Regions from separate parts of the Homo sapiens genome. Here region 2 is linked to region 1. The links are chromatin loops, found by intact Hi-C in ENCODE. Cell type or tissue: MCF 10A. All regions are shown on one strand.

Region 1 (2,500 bases):
CAACTTCACAAATAGTTCATACACTGAAGCCACAATGGTATGTTCTACAGAAAAATCAACACGTAAAACAGCTCCTTTTTCACTCTTCACAATCGTACACACTTTCATGTGCTCACATACATACACAGAGATACCCCTAATTTGGTGGTTCATCTTATTTTTTTAAGCTCCCATAACTGGCAACCAGCTACTTAGTTATCTAACCTGGGAAAACCAGCAGTTGCTTTGTGTCACCCCCATCACAATACAGACATCCAGCTAGTTTCTAAGTTCTGTACAATTTTAATTGTTTCAAGTCCATTCCCATATCTTTGTTCCCTCTGCTAGCTTCAGGGCCTTTCTGAGCTAGACTGATGAGGTAATAGCTACCTGATACCTTACCTCTACTCTTTTTCCTCTCTTCAATCTAGCCCCTCTATTTATTCATAGGTTATCTTTCTGAAGCACAGATAGGATCATTACAGTGCTTAACATACAGCAGACAGTAAATATCGAACAGTTATTTCTGGCCTAAAATTCCACAGATTCCCATTGTTCATGTTATTAATGTTAAATTCCTTAGCATGACATTAAAGCCATGGAGCTCTGGGCCCACTCTGCCTTACCTACCTCTACTACCACTTCTCCCCACGTGTAATGTGGGTCAGCCACAGTGGTCTACTAACCATTCCTAAATTTGTTCTCACCCTTGTTCATATATAATACTGTTCTGTCTGAAATAATCTTGCTTTCCTGACAATCCTAGTTAATTAAGAGCAGTGGCTTTAGAGTTGTGCTGCAACCTTTCTGATCTTTACCTTTCTCATTTTGTGCACAAGCGTGCCGACCCCGTAAGGAAACTGATGATTTAGTAAGTTTCTAAAGGCGCTTTGACACATTTTGCCGCATAGTAAATGGTCACAATGAGTAGAAGAGACCAGCAATTAAAGTTTCCACGCATCTTTTTCCAATACCGAAAAGATACATGCCCCTCTAAGTAGTTTCCTATAGAAGAAGCTAATGTGGCTAAAACTTGATGGGAAGTCCGACCCAGATTCCCTTCATATTGCCCCCAATAATGTCCCCATTTATTCAGGAGACTAAATTCAGATCCCAGAAAACTAAACAGTAAGGTCAACCTAATGATTTGTCTAGGTTTTAAGTGAAGCCCAGTGGCCAGGTGGGTATGGAGATGTGTCACTGGTGCCAAGAAGTGTCCCTGTCACAAAGCCTGCCGACACCTAGCCACTTAGGTTAGGCAATGAATGAAGGCGCTTGCGCAGTAGAGTCCAGAGCGGGGAAGCGGGCGCCTGCGCAGAGACATAGTGACCGTCCGCTCGCCGCCCCGCCTCTGCCAAGCCGCGCCAGCGCAGTGAATAACGAGCCAGCAGAGACAGCGTCTGCGCAGCCGTGGCTGAGGAGCCTGTGGCGGCAGCGGCGATGGAACCAGCGGAGCAGCCGAGCGAGTTAGTGTCAGCCGAGGGCCGAAACCGGAAGGCGGTGCTGTGCCAGCGTTGCGGCTCCCGGGTGCTGCAGCCAGGGACCGCTCTCTTCTCTCGCCGACAGGTAGGGAGGCAGGTTGGAGGCCGTTTACACCCACAGTCTCCCCCGACGAGCCGCCGCAGTCAGAATCTGAACCCCGGCTCTTCAATTTCCGGCAACCGCGCCCTCCTCGCGCGGCCTTAAGCCCCGCCCCTCGGGCCTCAGCTCGGCGAGGCTCCGCCCCTGGGGCCGCTGAAGGCTAGGGAGGGAACCGGGTCCCGCCCCGGCATCTTTTGCCGCGGGAACCCTTCCCTGGGCCACCCGGCCCAGCCAGCCCGGCCCTCTGCCCCCGGGGGGGCTTCGAGCGCGGGCCGTGCGCCCCGCCGCCGTCCAAGGCCGGTGCTCCGCGGGCGCGTGGAAGGGAGGCGCCCCATTCCGGCTCTCGGAGCTCCCGCCAGCTTGCAGGACCCGGCAGGTGCCTCTCGGCCGCCGCTCACCGCGGGTGTTGCTGGGTTCCTTTCCCACTTTAGACCTCACCCGCCAGTCCTGAATTCACCGTCTCATTTATGACGGGCACCTATCTGCTCCACAGAGGATCCCCAGGAACAACTGGTGTTGGGGACGCGGCAAAATAACCCTGGTAACCTACCCACTTTACCGAGGCACTGGAAGCCTGTGGTTTTCCAGATGAATCATATTTCAAGTGCAGTAGATCCCTGACGTCCTGGAAGTAAATTTCGAAGAAAAACTTTTTTTTTCCCTTCAGTTTAGGGATTTTAATACCCTTCCTACCACCATCATCGCAAGTGAGAAAGTTGAAAAAAAAATTTATTTCGGTAAACTGTGTTGAAGTGCAAATATAATGTCATTTCAACCATAGACACATCCTATCATTCAAAATTATTTCTAAAAATATGCAGATCATTTTATTATTTCACGTGCTTGAACAGATGGTGAAGTGTAATGTCTAGTAGAAGAGCAAGAGGTACCCATTCGTCCAAAACAGCCTTTCATCAAAGGAGGAAAAAAGGGAATCTGT
Region 2 (2,500 bases), 81 kb after region 1:
CTCCCAATAGTCTCCATCACTTATTAGCCATGTGAATTATGGCAAATTGCTTAACCTACCTATGCCTCACTTTCCTTATTGTAAAGTGGAAATAAGAGTACCTATCTCATAGGGTTGTGTGATTAATCATGCGATGCAATTAGAACAGTGCCTAGGATATGAAAGTGCCCCAAAATGTTACGTTATTATTATTATTACTACTATTGCCTTCTCATGAACATGCTATGTGTATGTTCAAGCTGTTATCTCTACTGGAAAATCCTTCTCCGTTTCCAATACTCTTTCCAAAACCCCCTCCTGGGTTTTACTGCACCTACCATTGTGTACTGACGTGATTGAATGATTGGCTTATGGGACTGATCCTTTCTACCAGACTTAACTTCTTCAGGGCAGGAACTCTGATACATAGTAAATGGTCAATAAAAGTTGGCTCAACTGAAACCCTAAGGATAAACTCCATCCACAGCGGAAGGCGCGGCCCCGCCCGATTCGGGGGCGGGGCGGGGAGCCGCGCGCGGAGGGTGGGTCGATGGGGGTGGGGTGGGACTCTTTTTCCTCGCCGTGGCGGCGGAGGCGCACGGCGTGGGCTTGCGGCGAGACGTCGTCGTCGGAGGCTGAAAAAGCCCAAGGTGCTGCCGTTGCCCGTACAACTCGGACTTGCTGTTGCTCGAGCCGCGTCTGCACGGGTCTCGGACCGAGCGGAGCTCGCAGCCTCGGTCCCGGAGCCCACCTTCGCCTCGCCCTTGCCCAGCCTGCGGTGATGGAGGCGGCCACCACACTGCACCCAGGCCCGCGCCCGGCGCTGCCCCTCGGGGGCCCGGGCCCGCTGGGCGAGTTCCTGCCTCCACCCGAGTGCCCGGTCTTCGAACCCAGCTGGGAAGAGTTCGCGGACCCCTTCGCTTTCATCCACAAGATCCGGCCCATAGCCGAGCAGACTGGCATCTGTAAGGTGCGGCCGCCGCCGGTGAGTCACGCCAGCACCCCGGATCCAGCTCGTGGCTGGGGGAGGGAGCGGGGACGCGCGGGTCCGGGGAGGCCCGAGGCGCGGGGGGCGGGGAGCCGGTCGCCCCGCCGGCCTCGTCAAGTTTGGGGCTGCCTAGAAGGTCGGAGTTGAGGCCGGGGGAGGAAGACGGGGGCTTCTCCAGGGTGGGAGATGAGGAGCGTGGGAGAACCGGGGGCTTCGGCGGTGCCATGGGAGGGCCGGGTCGCCGCGGGGCTCGGGCGGCCGGGTGCGGAGGTTCGGGTTCGGTTCCGGATGGAGTGATGGCAGGAGCCGGGGGTGGTCGCGGGGGAGTTTCCTCACGGAGCCTGGCGGAGGCGCGGGCTGGAGGGAGGACTGTGGGCCCGGCGAGGCTCGGCAGGCTGGTCCTCGCCTCCGCTCCCGGGGTGCGGGGGTGTGTGATGGGGTGGGGTGGGGGTGGGGGACTTGCGAGTTGTCGTGCGAGGAGGAAAGTTTTCAATATGGCGGCGGGAGCCCCTGGTCCTTTGTGTGGTGGCGGCGTCGGCCCGGAGCGGCCCTCACCTGGGCGCCCCACCCTCCAGACCAGGGCACCCCTCCACCGCCTGGTCCCCGGGCCTCCAGGTGTCCCCCGGGCCGGGGTCAAGAAGGGGGCGGCCAGCGCTGGCTGGGGGCGGGGAGGAGCCGCGGGTCCAGCCCCGGAGCGGATGTTTGTGGGGGGCGTTAGTGTCTGGGGGACACTTTTGGGGCGGCGGGGGCAGGACGGGCGGCGGTGGGCCCCGATGCCCGCCCGCGCTCCCGAACGCGCACACTCCCGGCTTCTTCTGGCTCAGCCGCTCGGCTCCCCGGGGAGGCCTGGGCTGTGCTGGTGGGGATGGGGTCCGGGCGAGGCCGTGTTTGTAGGGGAACGTCAGACGGAGAGACCTCCGAAGATTTCGTGCTCGTTTCCCCCGGCCCTCAGGCTCCGGGCACTGAAAGGCAGTCACCCACCGCAGCCCTTCCAGCCCTGTCTACAGCGCCTCGGGCCTGGGGGCAGTGAGTGAGGGGTGGGTGTTGCTGAAACCATCCGTAACGGCTCCAACGTTCGCTGAGGAGAGCCCGGCCAACTCCTTCCTCCGTGGCCGGAACTGGGTGCGCTCCTACACCCCTGTTTTTTTTGCCCACCTTTCGGGAGGGTCTGAGTCCGAGTTGGCCTAAGCGGCGGTTGGACGGGCTGGGACCGTTGGGAAGCGGGTTTAACTGCCTTTCCTGCTGTTTAAGAATCTTCTCCCCACTCTCTTCCCCCACCCCCACTTCTAAGTAGAGGAAGACCCCTTCCCACCCCTTTCTCCCTTAAGCTTGCTTTTTGTAATGACATTTTGAGTTGTAGGGATTCTGTTTGTAATCGTTATGTTTTGGAAAGCTGTTTTCAGGGAGATCCCTGAAAATAAGGCTTCTTAACCCTTCCCTGCCCCAAATTAAAACACGGACACCTACTTTAGTTTTTCTTAAGCAAGTTTGAAAATGGAGATGAAATACATGCTTCAGAAAATAACTGGCCAG

The links. Hi-C counts contacts between places; a loop is a spot of excess contacts. Peaks named below come from ENCODE experiments on the same cell type or tissue, not always from the same donor. Only the 100,000 strongest peaks of a DNase experiment are listed, where the experiment ranks them.
Region 2: it touches region 1 in a loop (13-fold over the local background); 53 of 110 quality-filtered maps call a loop at or near these places.

What each region holds. Positions count from the first base shown.
Region 1 is chr1:202,888,018-202,890,517 of GRCh38, reverse strand. It overlaps RABIF (RAB interacting factor), which reads left to right and starts at 1,369. Exons shown (of 2, transcript NM_002871.5): 1 at 1,369-1,545. The coding sequence starts at 1,420. RefSeq lists an enhancer at 1,334-1,603 and a silencer at 1,674-1,963. In MCF 10A, no CTCF peak of the experiment used is centred here; DNase peaks (open chromatin) are centred at 1,337 and 2,007.
Region 2 is chr1:202,806,566-202,809,065 of GRCh38, reverse strand. KDM5B (lysine demethylase 5B) reads left to right here and starts at 645. Exons shown (of 27, transcript NM_006618.5): 1 at 645-964. The coding sequence starts at 761. RefSeq lists silencers at 631-840, 871-1,070, 1,471-1,590, 1,691-1,760. In MCF 10A, no CTCF peak of the experiment used is centred here; DNase peaks (open chromatin) are centred at 595, 955 and 1,395.